Linked DNA regions of Homo sapiens: region 2 is linked to region 1. A link is a contact called in ENCODE Hi-C data. All regions are on one chromosome and are shown on one strand. Each heading gives the region's core, a stretch centred on a gene start or an enhancer-like site at or near the end of the contact. The rest is flanking DNA. Distances are from core to core; before and after follow the strand shown.

Region 1 (7,598 bases), core at 2,110-4,609:
GCTTGGTTCACCTCTCAGGAGCAGGTCTGCTTAAATTAGCTGCATTGAGCTCCTCGATGTCCTTTTGCGGCGCTGCTGATTCTTTCAAGAACCTTGGCTACCTTGCCAAATGTATCACTCCTTTATAATCTTAAGCGTTTTAACAAATGAAATACAGTTCAGTTTCTGCACTTGGTTTTAAATGTCATGATGTGTCTCAGCAATCCACTTAGTCCATCAAAATCACATTTTGACTTGTCCACATAATCCTTTTAGACTGTTTCTGGATTTATTAAGTGCTTTTTCATGCAGTTGATGAAAAAGCTTTCATTTTAAAAATAATTTCCACATGACGCTGGAGGCCTCCCATTGTAGTTTAACAATAGTTGAGATGTTGTATTGTTTATTCAAAACTGCCAAGTAGCGTCAGTGCTGGTGGATGGGAACCCTGGATGGAATGCTGGGAGAGCCCTGGGGAGGTAATTTAACCTCTTCGTTGTTCAGTCCTGATGTCCAGTGGGTTTCAGCAGCGTGTCTAGGTTTACTCCATTGCCAGGCAGAGGTAGATTCTGCCTCCTCTGCCCCTTTGCATTCCTTGGATCGACCATTGACTACTGGAAGGCATTCAGACCATTACCTTTCTATGCCTTTTCCTTTGCATAAGACCTGCAAAGGAAAACATACTTTCATCCTGGATATTTTTTGGTTTTAGCTTCCAAGTAGGGTTTATGGCCTTTTTTTCTCTTGGGGTTGGGAAGAAGGGCAGTGTTGGAGAGGAAGAGACCCAGAAACACCACCATGCTAATAATAAGGAGGAGAAAGTCGGGCCATGTTGGAGTCCCTCTGCCAATTATACAGATCGTGGCACATAGGTGCAAGGGTGGCATGGCAACCTCTGGACCCCTCACTTTCCACTTTCTCTTACCCATTGTCTCCATAGGACTCAGCGTTTTGTTTCCGAAATCTTTCAACTTCACCTGTATGCTGTGCTATTCTTACCCATTCATTGTACATAAATATCTTTTCTGCTGATTAAAAAAATTCAAGAAAGGAAAGAGGGAGAGAATCTTTTTATAATTGATTCCAGGTTACCCTATGATATTGAAGTTATTGAAATTCACTTTTGTAAAAAAGACTTAATATATCTGTTTTAAAAAAAGAGATAGGGTGTCACTCTGTTGCCTAGGCTAGAGCACAGTGACAGGATCACAGCTTACTGCAGCCTAGAACTCCCGGGGCACAAGTGATCCTCCCACCTTGGCCTCCTGAGTAGCTGGGACTACTGGTGCTTGCCACCACAGCCAACTAATTTTTAAATATTTTTTGCAGAGACAAGATCTCGTTATGTTGCCCAGGCTGGTCTCACACTCCTGACCTCAAGTGACCCTCCTGCCTTGGCCTCCCAAAGTGCTAGGATTACGGGCATGAGCCACTGTACCCAGCCTATATCTTTACTTTTAACTCTCTTCCTCTTCTTAGTGGCTGGTCCTTTTCCTGACATATACTGCCTAGAGACTGTATGCATAAAATAGCTTAAGTAAATATTATTTAGAAAGAAAATGGTTTTCAAAAAATCACTTTTTATCTTCTGTAGGTGATTGACGTACTTAGAAGGCCTGCAGAGGCCTACACCCTGTGATGTATATTGTACAGTAGGCTTGGCTTCAGCATAGTGGGAATCTCTGGTTTTGAATTTCTAAAGTGACTTGCAAAGGTCCAAGACATATAGTGAAATGTTGAGTTGCAAATTAGGGTCATGTGCTGGATGGGGCTTGTGCTGGGGAACAGGGTCTGGGCTCACGTGTGAACCAGCAGCCAGCTAACCACAGCAGGCGGCCCCTGAACGATTTTGTGGTGCACTCCTTGTTTTAAGCACTTTGCTCCTTTCAAAGTACATTTTTCTTTCTTTGTGAAAATCATCTAGAAAAGAAAAAGTCCACTTTTGAGTGAGTGATACAGAGAAATCTGTAAACTTGGGGTCTCATTAAAATCTTGCTATGTAGCCCTTTCCTTGTCAGTGTCAACGTGCTCAATTTAAAGTACACACCCTCTCAATTATTTGTCTGTTGTCTAGCTCTTCCTAGGAAGCAGAAGAGTGGTTTTCAGCTCTCGGTGCTGCTTATTGGGGATCGTATTGTATTTTGTAGATTTGGCAATGGGCCCATACATCTGTGGAGTGAAAAGCTCCCTAGGTGATTCTGATGTACAGCCATGGTCAAAAAACATTGAAATAGACAAGTGCATGAAGATCAAAGAGTTGAGGGAAAACACTCAACGATGTCACGTCAGTCCCCAAGAACAGGTACAGGGGCTGTTTTTGCTTAGAGCCGGGGAGGAGTTGCAGAAGCCCCGCGAAATTGGCAGTCCTATTGGCAGTAAATTAAGCTCTCAAGGATTGAGTTCTACGTAGCTTCATTCTCCCAAATGACTGAATAGATACTCCCACCTTGTCCTGAAATAGTTGTGAATGAGAGTCTAACTGTTCTTTGCTACTGAATACCAAAAATACTAGTACTTTAGCCAAACCCTTTCTCTGTTGCTTAGAAGCTGCTGAATCAGTGTAGTGCATTTCTCCTATTTTATCCACATCCCCCAACCACATAATTAATGTGATCAAAATAAACTGACCCCCACCACATCCCTGGAAATTTACAGCAACATTAGCATGTCAAAGGCTGGGAAAGTCCTGTAGTGAACAAGACAAAAAACCTTTTAAAAACTTTGTTTGCCCTAAGCTTATTTGCATAGGAAGATACTTTTTGCTCCTATACCTACAACTGAACAGTTTTTCCTTAACACCAGTTTGGGAAAAACTGCCCAAGTCACTTTTTGATTCAGCAGTTTTCTTAGAGTTAATTTCTGACAGCTGAACCTCTCTTTAAAATCCTCTTTGAAGTTGGACTGAATTAACAAATGGAAGGCTTGGCAAAGCAGTTTACTAATTCATAACTCTATCCCTCAGCTTTCTTTGTGTTGCTAAATACTATAATCTTTGACCCGAAAGGAAGAATACTGCTAACAAGTAAATATTTAAAAGGTCCCATGAAATATAATGTGCATGAGTTTGTGCCTGGGGAGACCGTCTACTGGAAGAAAGAAATGACTCACTTTTCATCTCCTAATGAAAGTGAGTTTGTTGTTTTACAGTAGGTTGAAAGGAAGTATTTTGAGTGCTAAGGGCTAGATTTCCTTTTATTTTTAAGTTTAGTTAGCCGTTGGCCTCACTGATTTGAGAATTGCATGTTAAGTCATAATTCCTAAGTGCGTCAGCACTCTCTCTCTGTATGAGTGAATTAGCATGATTGTGAATGAATGAACTCTGTGCTACCAAAGCCCAGCATTTGGAACAGTGAGAGGAAACGGAAACGTGACTCACTGATGTACTTGAAGACTATGAACGGGGAATCACGAACTTCAGAGCCAGACCTGAAGCATGGGAGAGTGGGCAGAGCCTGGACTGGGGCAAGGACAACGGGATTCTAGTCCTAGCAGTGCTCCTGACTGCCTCCGTGTCAGTGCTGGAATCACAGAACCCGTCTACCTCCTGTGATTAATAGGACATGTGAATTATTTGTCACTCGGATCCTTTACAGTTTCAGGATTCAATAAGTCTTTGAATTCTACTGATTCTCTGGTTTGTGTGGAAGTGGGTGTGTATGTTTTAATGGCTTTCAGATGGGATTCATCCAGGCTCCATTAAATCAACTTTATTTTTAATTTTGAAGTGAACTGCCATGACAGAGTTTGGCTAGGAAAGTCCATAACAGAAAATGAGGAAGCAAGTAAACTGATTTATAAGGCTGTGGGCAACTGACTTCCTGTGGCTGTGGCATTTGGTATATAGAATGATATATATGTGATGCTTTTGGAGAAAGGTTAATTATTGTCTACAGGCAAAATTTTTGCTCCATCACAATTGCTTTTAAAAAGCTGAAATAGCAGCTCCTAGCCACCCTGTTTCATATGTCTTACGATATTTAGAAAATATTTAGACCAGCCCACTAAAATATATCCACACACCTTTTTCCTTAAGGGCAATTACCTGCATACTTGTCAGTTTTCACTCTTTAGTTCTGGATATGTAGGGGTTTTTTTTGTTGTTGTTTTTTGTTTTTTGTTGTTTTTTGTTTTTTTGTGCGACAGTCTCGCTCTGTCGCCCAAGCTGGAGTGCAGTGGAGCAATCTTGGCTCACTGCAGCCTCCACCTCCTGGGTTCAAGTGATTCTCATGCCTCAGCCTGAGACTGTAGTAGCTGGGATTACGGGCGCCTGCCACCACCCCAGCCAATTTTTGTATTTTTAGTAGAGACGGGGTTTCCCCATGCTGGCCAGGCTGGTCTCAAACTCCTGGCCTCAAGTGATCCACCCGCCTCAGCCTCCCAAAGTGCTGGGATTATAGGTGTGAGCTACCGTGCCTGGCCTATATAGTTTTTACACAGTCATTTTTGCATATGAAGAATCTTGTGTTCTATTTTCATTCAGTTGTTTTCTTTCATGCAGGCTAAATTGACCTTGAGATGTGGGTGTGGGACCTATTAGAAATTACCTGTGCAATCTTGAAAAGTGATAATATGGGTATTTAATATTGTGTTTTGGGGAGCAGGAAACTGTAGTTTTCTTGAGGGTGATAATTAAATTCTCTTTAGTTTGATTATAGCTATGAGAATGCATTTATTGTCATGGAATAATTGAGCAAAAAACCCAAAAAACATTTTCAAATGGGAACTTTCAAAGTTACAGTCGTCTCCCTTTATCCATGAGGGATAGGTTCCAAAACCCTCGGTGGATGCCTGAAACCATGGATCCTATGGAACCCTAGATACATTATGTTTTTCCAATCTGATAACCGAGTAGTCTGTTCAGTAACTCAGGAGAGTGTGTGTCCACAGCATGGATCCGCTGCACAGAAGGATGATCCACGTGCACGTGCAGGGCTGGACAGAGCAGGACGGTGGGAGATTTCATCACGCGACTTAGAACCGCGCTCAATTGAAAACTTATGAATTAGCTGGGCAGGGTGGCTCACACCTGTAATCCCAGCATGTTGGGAGGCTGAGGCAGGCAGATCACTTGAGCCCAGGAGTTTAAGACCAGCCTGGGAAACACAGGGAGATAGCTCTACCAGAAAACAAACAAACAACAACAACAAAAAAATCAGCCAGGCATGGGGGCGTGTACTTGTGGTCTCAGCCACTCAAGAGGCTGAGGTGGGAGGATTGCTTGAGCTCTAGAGGTGGAGGCTGCAGTGAGCTGTGATCAACACACCACTGCACTCCAGCCTGGACAACATTGTGAGACTCCATCTCAAATAATAAAAGAAAAAAAGAGAAAACTTATGAATTGTTGATTTCTGGAATTTTTCATTTAATGTTTTAGACCACAGTTAACCTCAGGTACCTGAATTCAACTGCAGAAAGCAAAACTACAGATAAAGGGGAGGGACTACTTTAAATAATATTTGAAAACTTTCATAATTTTATCCCTTTTTTCTGCAACTTAAGCCACAGTGTAATATTTAGCACCAGTGTTTCCCCCCTTGATAACTGGTATCAATAGCCCCTTACCTATTCCTTTTGCTGATTATATCCTGCACATTCTCAAGTTCAAAAAGATAGGTCTGAGTGCCTCCTGAGTGCTCCATGCTTGCCCCATACAGTCACTAGGTGGCAGTATTGCTGTTCTTTTTCTTGAGAGGAGGCGATTCCCAGAGGATTGCCCGAGATCAATGGTCAATACACAGGCCTGCTGAAATCAGGATTAGAACCCAGCCCTGCCTGATTCAAATATTTGTGCTATTTGCCTCTCTCTGTGTTGTTCCAGCATATTTTTGAGAGGGGAAAGGAAAAGACTAAAGCTTTGCTTCTTACATTATCCAGTAAAATTTTATTGACCATCCACAAAGTTAAATTTTTTCTTAAGGAACTGATTATCACTGATGGACAGGTGAGGTGTCAGTGGTCTGACATCAGTAACCCACGGTGCAAAGGAGGGAAATCCCATATGACCAGGCTTCCTGGTACTATGCCGATTCTCCCAATGGAGAGGGTAAACAGCCGCTTCAAGGGTCAGGGATGATGCTGAAGAGTATGGAGAACTGGGGAGTCCATACAGACAGGTTGGACTCTGTTGTTGGGGATGAAATGGAAGGCAGAGGAGCTTGGGTTTCATGAGGCAGAGGCCCCGGGATAGCAGTTTGACAAGATCAGGGCTGGAGTTGGTGGTTGATTGGGCAGGATGTGTAGGCCAAAAGGAAGAACCAGAGGGAAGAGGGGCAGGGGCTTTCCTCAGGGAGTGAGGGGAAAGGGAGAAAGGAGGGGCTTGACTCTTTGTAGTTTTATGCAAAGGGAGGTTATCTTTGAGTTTGGGAGGGAAGGTGGAAGTAGGCTTCAGGGAAAACCTAAAGGTTTGGAATAACCAGAGCAACATGAAAGGTATGAGTAGGCCGGGCGCAGTGGCTTACGCCTGGAATCCCAGCACTTTTGGAGGCCAAGGCCAACGGATCACCTGAGGTCAGGAGTTTGAGACCAGCCTGGCCAACAAGGTGAAACCCTGTCTCTACTAAAAATACAAAAATTAGCCAGGCATGGTGATGGGCACCTGTAGTCACAGCTACTTGGGAGGCTGAGGCAGGAGAATCGCTTGAACCCAGGAGGCAGAGGTTGCAGTGAGCCGAGATCGCACTGCTGGACTTCAGACTGGGCAACAGAGTGAGACCCTGTCTCAAAGTAAAATAAAATAAAAGAGTAGAAATATTGTAGAAAAACACTAGAGGCTGGCAATCAGGCTCAGAGCCAGCCCGGTCAGCACATTCAGTGTCTTCATTTGTGAGGTGGCTGGGGACCCATGGAAGGATCAGTGTGGATGCCAAGGTGCAAGGGCCAAGGAAGAGGGAGTGCTGGGGATGCAGAGGCTGGGGCTGTGCCGACTCAGAGGAGCAGCCAGCTGAGGAGAGGCGATTTGCTGTCTGATGTAGAGGATCAGAGGTTGTCAGCAGAGGGAAAGGAGCGTATTATCTAGAAAAAGAGATTGAAGATGCAAAGGAGGAAACCAATTCATTCCTACTGTGAGAAGGAGGTGGAATGAACAGGACAGGGAAGGCATAGATGAGGGTTTAGGGTAAAAGGAGGCTGGGGAGGGTACAGGTAGAGAGACTGTCACAGGCGACCCTACTGAACCCTCTGTGTGCTGAGCAGCGAGGGGCAGGCGAGTCTCTGCCAAGCCTCTACATTGCTGCCTACCCTGAGCACATGGTGGAAGGTGACTCCTCACCTGTGGGCAGGTTATGGCAGTGCCGTAGTGCACAAGCCAGCCAGGCCCCCGCTTGGCTCGTGAGGCCCCCAGGTGATTCTCTGGTCCTCTCCTCACATGCTCTGGTTGTCTAGGGTGGGCCCCGGGTCTGTATTTTAATAAGCACCCCGCATCATTTAGGGATCAGGTCATTTGATATGGCCCCTGGGATGCTGGCACGCCCTCTGTGCTTTCTCCTTCACGCCTCACCCATACTGTCCCATGAACGCACAGGATACACTTCTGAGTGTTAATCTCCAGGTTGTTGAAGCTAATGGATACTTGATTGCTTTCATTTTATGAGCCACCCTCAGATGTTAGTTGGATGCAGGAT
Region 2 (7,598 bases), core at 1,740-4,239, 570 kb before region 1:
CACAGTACCTGGCACATAAAGGATCATTAATGTTGTTGCTGCTGTTCTTGTCGTTAGCTGACTGTGACACAGCTTGGGATATTTTTATTTACAAAAGAAGCTGTGTAATAAGGTGGCCAGAGGTGGAAGGGGCTAATGTAGAGATGGCAAAACTGACCAAATGTGGGGCCAAACTGGGAGACTGAGAGTCTCATAGTGCAGGACCAAGGAAGGAAACCTGTTGCCACAGGCCCAAAAGAGTGGCTGCCGGTTGTATGAGCGGTGGGGGGCGGTGGGGGGGAGGTTAGTGTGGCTTACAGGCTGGGATGACAAGGGTGCTTCAGGGAGTCACACAACTAACAGCCTTCCCCACTTGTGTCTTGGCATTTCTACAATTTTCAATACAATTCATCACTCCCTTACATTCTTGCTTGCATTTCCGTAGGATTTTATACCATGCAGTTCTTTTGCCTCCCAATCCCCAAAATAAGTACTCTCCAGGACCAGTGCTCAGCATTTCTCTCCTCATCCTCTAGGCAGAAGCTAAAAACTACATCGCCAATTCTTAATGAGGGCACTACTGGCATCTGGACAATTCTCTTCCTGTAATGCACTGGACAGCCCAGTCCAGCACACTACAGGAAGCAAACATCACTAGGCCTGAGCACTCAGTATCTGTAGCCCACCCACCCCACCTTCCCCATCATGATACCCCCAATGTTCATAACACTTTCAAAGGGCCCCTTTGGAGGGAAATACTACTCTCCCAATTGGGAACCACTGGGCTTGGTCATGAAGCAGTTTAGATTATGTGTATAGATGACAGAAGCTAAAGGCAGACTCCCAGGCTCAGAGTTCTGCTCTAGAAAGCTCCCCTGGTGGCAGCGTGGGGCACGGGACTGGAAGTAAGGAGGCCAGAGGGAGGGTGCTGTGGGTTGAGAAATAAGGAGTGCCTGTGCTTCAGGAGCAGTGTGAGAAGATGCTCAGAGAGAGAGAGAGAGAGAGTGTGTGTGTGTGTTTGTGTGTGTGTGTGTGTGAGAGTCCATGCTGACGGACAGCAATGTGGGAACAGCAGGACAGGGAAGATGGAAAAAGACTTAGGGCTGCCCTATTTAGGACCCACTGATTTAGAAGTGCCTGTGTACCACTGAGGTGGAGGAGACATGAATTTGACTGGAGCTCAAGAGAGCTAGAGCTGTGAATACAGATGTGGAGTCACTCACCCACAGATGAAGGTCAAATCCCTAGGACTAATGAGATGCCCAAGAAAAACGGGAGGAGTGGGCAGAGACCAGAGGCCAGGAAAAGAATCCTGGGATGCAAGGACTGGAACCAAGGCTGGAGGAGAAGATTCCCCTGCAGAGATTGGTAAGAAATGAACTCAGAATTTACTGAAAAACAAGTCAGGAGAGAATTATGTCCAGGCAGTCAGGGGACAGCGCAGTGGCTCACGCCTGTAATCCCAGCACTTTCGAAGGCCGTGGCGGGTGGATCACCTGAGGTCAGGAGTTCGATACTAGCCTGGCCAACATGATGAAACCCCATCTCTACTAAAAATACAAAAATTAGCTGGGTGTAGTGGCGCACACCTGTAATCCCAGCTACTCGGGAGGCTGAGGTGGGAGTATCACTTGAATTGGAAGACGAAGGTTGTAGTGAGTAGAGATTGTGCCACTGCACACCAGCCTGAGTGGCACAGTGAGACTCCCTTTAAAAAAAAAAAAAAAAAAAAAGAATGGAGAACTGCAAAATGTCCCAGAGCACCAGGTAACATCGGTGCTTCTCCACCTCTGCACTACAGACATTTGGGCTGGATCTCTGTTGTGGGAGCCATCCTGTAAGATGTCTAGCAGCTAGCAGCAACCTCACTGTCCATCCCGTAGAGGCCAGCCCCACTCAATGTCTCCAGGCACTGCCAGGTATCCCCTAGGGGGTAAAATCACCCCGAGTTAAGAATTCACTGGATGCAATAAACCTGAAAAGTCCCAGCCAAAATGAGCAGTGAGCCAGGCACTGTCTCCTCACGGAGAACAGCTCCAGCGGGAATGATGGAGGGCAGGTCAGAGGTAGACAGTGAGGTGAAAAGGCAGAAACAGGGAGACTCCAGGAAACTCTTTCCAGAGGGTAACTGTAGGGCAGGGAAAGAGCATGGGCAGGGTACAGAAGACAGCAGAGGCTGAGCCTTAACACCATGTTCATGAGCTCAGGGAATACAGGCCAAAACCTCACGACAGCTTAAAGACATATGAGAGGGAACAAACCATGTGACTCCTCTACTCAACAACCTTCCCAACCTTATCCCTGCACACTGAACCACAGACACAACATTCCACCAAATCAATCAGCAGAGGGTGGTGGCAATGTGGACCCATAAAGCCTATACAAATATTAGTTCTGTCATATGTTACAATTATCCCCTTCAGGTGTGGGATTCCAGGGCCTTGGCAAAATGGCCCTAAACCAATTTGTCTACCTCTATGTATTAATATTTGATCACCGTGGTTTCCCCTTAATCTTCATTTGTCCAAATCCCATTCAGCCACTGACAGCAATTCACAGTTCAGACTCTGCAACCAGACTGCCTGAGTTGGAATCCAGGCAGGACCATTTATGAGCTGCATGCTCTTGGACAACTTACTTAACTTCTCTTTGTGTCAGTTTCCTCTGTATAAAATGCAGAAAACAACAGAATGTACCTTAAATGGTTCAGAAGAATGAAATGAAAAAAACTATACACATGAAATGCTGAGAAAGCACCTGGCATCTAGTAAACTTCCTCCCCACTCCTACTGCTTCAAGGCCCACCTCTCTACATACCAATTTTACCAGGATTGCCCCCCTATCCTGACTCCAACCCTTCTCCTCCCCTCCCTGATGGTCTGGCCCCAATCTTACTTGAGTCCCTCATCATGGGGACTCTTCATAATCCCCACCAGCTGACGACTCAGGAGAGGAAGCCTCTTACTCATCTTAGTGTTTCCGGCACCACTGGGCCCAGGCTTTGTAAAACTCCAGTGCTGAAAAAAGTCGCATTAAAGATACTGGCTCACCAAACCCACACATGACAAGAGGAGCAGAAGTGAAAAAGAGAGCTGTAATCCTAGACAGTCAGACCTGGATGTACTGAAGCACAACAAAAAGAAGTAGAAGAGTGGTTTGAAACTGAGTAAATTCACCAGTCACCTGGGCTGTGACCTTTAGAGGCCTTTAAAATGTTAATTGGTCAATTATTAAGTGTAGTTGTTTTTATCTTGATCCTTCAGATGAAGAGCCTTGAAGTAAACGTCCCTGAAATGTAACCACAATAACCAAATTTTACTAACCCAAGACCAATAAAATCAAATTAGGTCAAAGGAAGATCTAACTAACATTTGCATTCACAATATTCCAACTGTAAATGTTGAGACTGACTTGATATTTCTTTGAAAAGTATTTTCACACTAAAGAAAGGTGGATTAAGAGAGGAAAAATTCTGTGTCTTTTCAAAAAGCAGCAAATATTTCATTTAACCAATACTGAGCACTTCCTACATGCCAGGTCTTGAGCTAAGAGCTCTAATGGTCTAACAGAAGTGCACACATGGAACACAGACAAGGTACCACAGCTGTGCCCCATCCCTGTCCCTTTAACAGTGTTTGTCATGTTCACAGCCATGCTCCACTGTTTCCTAACCAGAAAACCTCTTCCTTGTATGAAGAGCCCCCACTCCAACTTGCCAGCCCTGCTTGTTTATAGTCAGCCACTTTGATGTGGCCTTGTGGGTAGGCTTCAAAAACAAATACAAAGCCAAGAGCATGTTAAATACACCCAGTAATACACACAACAGACACTTCACCCTATGACACACCAGCAGGGTGAGGCTCCCAGGGAGACAGGCAAAATGGGGTAACAGGGTGGACCTCGGGAATAGTCAGAGGATGTCTGACAATGCTTTTGCTGAAGTGTGTTGGCCTCTAAACTCGGACATTATTTCCTTCAAGGCTCGGTTCAAACATACTTTCCTCCCTCATTAGCACCACCCCTGTCCCCGACACACACACACCACACACACACATTGTCCAAACTGGAAAAGCAGCAGGGAATAACAGAAGAGAGGTGTCTGATGCCAGGTCTGCTCCTGATTAGTTGTTTGACATTGAGCAGTTTTGTTTCCTCATCTGTAAAGTGGGGATAAAATGCTTGCCCTATTCAGCTCATGTACATGAAAACACTTTATAAATAGTAAAGTTTCATAAAAATGTTTGCTTATATGCTACCATAATTTTATACCGCTGTATTTCACTCCCCAGATAAATGCAAACTGCTCCAATGTTTTCTACTTTTTCCAATGTTTTGAACATGCCATACAGGTGTTTAGAAAATAAGTAAGTATGGCCAGGCACAGTGGCTCACGCCTGTAATTCCAGCACTTGGGAGGCTGAGGCCAGAGAATCACTTGCGGCCAGGAGTTAGAGAACAGCCTGGACAACATAGTGAGACTCCGTCTCCATGAAAATTTTAAAAAATTAGTTGGGCTCAGTGGCATGTGCCTATAGTCCCAGCTACTCAGGAGGCTGAGGTGGAAGGATCAAGTGAGTCGAGGAAATTGAGGCTGCAGTGAGCCTCGGCAATGAGTGAAACCTTGTCTCCAAACTAAAAACAGAACAGCAGTCCCACAAAGGCATAAATGGAATATAGATTGATCTGACACAATTAAATCTTCAACAGGAGAGATGGGAGAAGGGTATCATACACTTGTGCCACCAACTTCCCTTGGCGCATTAATCTAAACTGTGATAATCTAACAAGCAAAACAGAAAAATGCTCCTTTACACAGAGTTGGCATTGTTTAAAAAAGTATATAAACCTTCCAAGGCCTGTATTTTAGGTTCATCATCAAGTAGTCAGTACCCAGCTTCTATTTCTTCTGCTCAAGTTAAAATAAACAGGGTTCATGTGATTCTGGGCAAAAATCTCAGTTTCAAGTCTGGATAACAGGGTAGCTAGGCTGCAGTCACCTGGGCCAAGCCTATCCTGTCTCCCCAGCTTTCTTACCCTGCATCCTGCCCTCACTTGAGAACTCTGTGCTCCTTACCTATTGAAAGAGGAGGATCACACTGAATGCCCAATGAGCCCAAATCTCCTGACAACCTCATTCACTGAGGAGCCCCATAAACCGGACATTGCTATTTTCAGCTTTTAAACTATGAGTTAAATATTTTTATCCCCCTTAAAACAGCTGCACCATAAGCAGGTGGGGAGTTGGGTGGAATGAAGGTAAGGAGGGTCTTCTTAAGTCATATGAGGCTTTCCAGGCAAAATCTAAAATAGGGATGACTTAGTCACATTCATCCTTGTAAACCCACTACTGCATAAATAAGTGTTTAATAAATCTTCTGATGAAGGAAAGAATGACCCAACCAGACTCAGTCCTCTGGTTGTGACCACAGTAATAGAGAGAGGGTGAACCCATGGGGAGAACCAGCCCAGCTGCTGGGGAGGCAGCTGCAGAGCTCCAGCCAGGTCTCCTAGATTCAGTCCAGGCCTTCTCTGTCGGGACAGAGCCTGGCCCTCACCCTCACTTCCTCAAACTAACATCATTCCTGCTACCCTCCTTGTGGCACCCAGGTACCATTTTTTTTTTAAAGGAGGAAAAAAAGACATTTATGTGTAAGTCCCGGTTCCATGGGATACTAGCTGTGTAAAAGTGAACTGGTTATTACAAATGTAAGGTTTCAAAACTGTTTTATTAGATCGCTGATTATTCCTCTTATGTGGGAACAAATCCCCTTGTTTGCAGAGAGCATGGTCCTCTTAGGGTATGAATTTCTGACCAGTGTCCTCCATCTCCAGCTTCCCGACTCCAGACTGTGGGAGATGACACAGAGCCAGCCTGCCTGGATGTGACTCAGCTCTGCAACTTATTAAAGACCTTTGGCAAATCACCTAACTTCCCTGTGCCTCTGTTTCCTTACCTGTAAAATCCTGTAAAATGGCAGAAATAATAATTTTTTTTTTCAAAAATTTTTTTTTGAGAGGGAGTTTCGCTCTTGTTGCCCAGGCTGGAGTGCCATGGTGCTATCTCGGCTCACCGCAACCTCCGCCTCCCAGGTTCAAGCGATTCTCCTGCCTCAGCTTCCTAAGTAGCTGAGATTACAGGCATGCGCCACCATGCCTGGCTAATTCTGTATTTTTAGTAGAGATAGGGTTTCTCCATGTTGGTCAGGCTGGTCTTGAACTCCTGACCTCAAGTGATCTGCCTACCTTGGCCTCCCAAAGTGCTGGGATTATAGGCATGGGCCACTGTGCCTGGCCCAGAAATAATAATACTAATACCTACCCCAAAAGGGTTGCCATGAGGAATGAAGAAGTTATTAAAGTAGTTAGAACAGTGCTTGGCACCTAAACACCAATTTTTCTTTTTTTTTTTTTTTTTGAGACAGGGTCTTGCTCTGTTGCTCACACCGGAGTACAGTGGCATGGTCATGGCTTACTGCAGCTTCAACCTGCCAGGCTCAAGCCATCCTCCCACCTCAGCATGGGACTACAGGTGCTGGGACTACAGGTGCACGCCACCACTCCCAGCTGATTTTTTTTTTTTTTTGAGATGGAATCTCGCTCTGTCACCCAGGCTGGAGTGCAGTGGCACGATCTCTGCTCACTGCAAGCTCCGCCTCCCAGGTTCACACCATTCTCCTGCCTCAGCCTCCCAAGTAGCTGGGACTACAGGCACCCGCCACCACACCCAGCTAATTTTTTGTATTTTTTAGTAGAGACGGAGTTTCACTGTGTTTTCCAGGACGGTCTCCATCTCCTGACCTCGTGATCTGCCCGCCTCGGCCTCCCAAAGTGCTGGGATTACAGGCATGAGCCACCGAGCCCAGCCCCAGCTGACTTTTTATAAAAAAATTTTGTAGAGGTGGGGTCTCACTCTGTTACCCAGGCTGGTCTTGAACTCCTGGGCTTAAGTGATCCTCCTGCCTTAGCCTCCCAAAGTGCTGGGATCATAGGTGTGAGCCACTGCACCTGGCCAAGCACTGTTTAACTATAAGCAATTGTTAACAAATGCCATATCACTTTATATTACTTGTCATAAAAATCAAGAGATTTTGAACAAGTTTAGAGCAAAGCCACAACCAGGAAGTGGCCATCCATCCTCCTTTCTCCACATTAAGTGCAAGGCTGGCCGAGCCCACCAGGAGTTGGGCACTTCAGTGTTATTATATTCACCCCCTCTCATTTGCCCCCTTTTGCTACATGCAGGCACACACCCTCCTCCACCTGTGCCTCGCCTCAATCCTGTCCCAAGCCCAATCCCTTCCACATCTTCCCAAGCCCAGGGAGGTGCCAGCCTTCTTAGCTGGGAAAGTACCATCCCACTCTCTACAGCCCTCTATATTACTCTTGGGCCAAATGTTGCCACTTGCATGCTCTCCCAACTTACACTTTTGTCAGTCATGACTTTCTATGTGTGCTTTAGGCTTATGAGGGGCAAGAAGTAGATTTCTTCTTCACAACAAAGCAGTATGGCATGCATAAGATAATTCACTCAATATTTACTGACTAGTGTCAAAGAAGTAGAAGGAAAAGGAGACCTTCAAAATTATCTTCTTCTAACCCCATGAAGATGTTCTTCTCAG

What was found. A loop is a pair of places that touch in the nucleus more often than their neighbours do. Pooled maps may share reads with other maps.
Region 2: a loop to region 1 is called in a map with no recorded cell type, with 9 times the contacts of the local background. The contact joins two enhancer-like sites. A Hi-C loop is called at or near these places in 3 of 37 single-sample maps with no recorded cell type and 5 of 50 pooled maps.

Annotation. Positions count from the first base shown.
Region 1 is chr6:138,589,117-138,596,714 of GRCh38, reverse strand. It overlaps a transcript of NHSL1 not described here. Among named protein-coding and RNA genes, the nearest start is that of NHSL1, 93 kb to the right of the region's middle. RefSeq lists enhancers at 3,111-3,180, 3,209-3,503, 4,489-4,989, 4,990-5,490. Within about 2 kb of position 3,359, at least 22 of the 41 ENCODE cell types and tissues checked have a DNase peak (open chromatin) inside an H3K27ac peak, as active enhancers do.
Region 2 is chr6:139,157,467-139,165,064 of GRCh38, reverse strand. All of the region lies in intron 1 of HECA (hdc homolog, cell cycle regulator), which reads right to left. It also overlaps a transcript of TXLNB not described here. Among named protein-coding and RNA genes, the nearest start is that of HECA, 26 kb to the right of the region's middle. RefSeq lists an enhancer at 1,000-1,499. Within about 2 kb of position 2,989, at least 8 of the 41 ENCODE cell types and tissues checked have a DNase peak (open chromatin) inside an H3K27ac peak, as active enhancers do.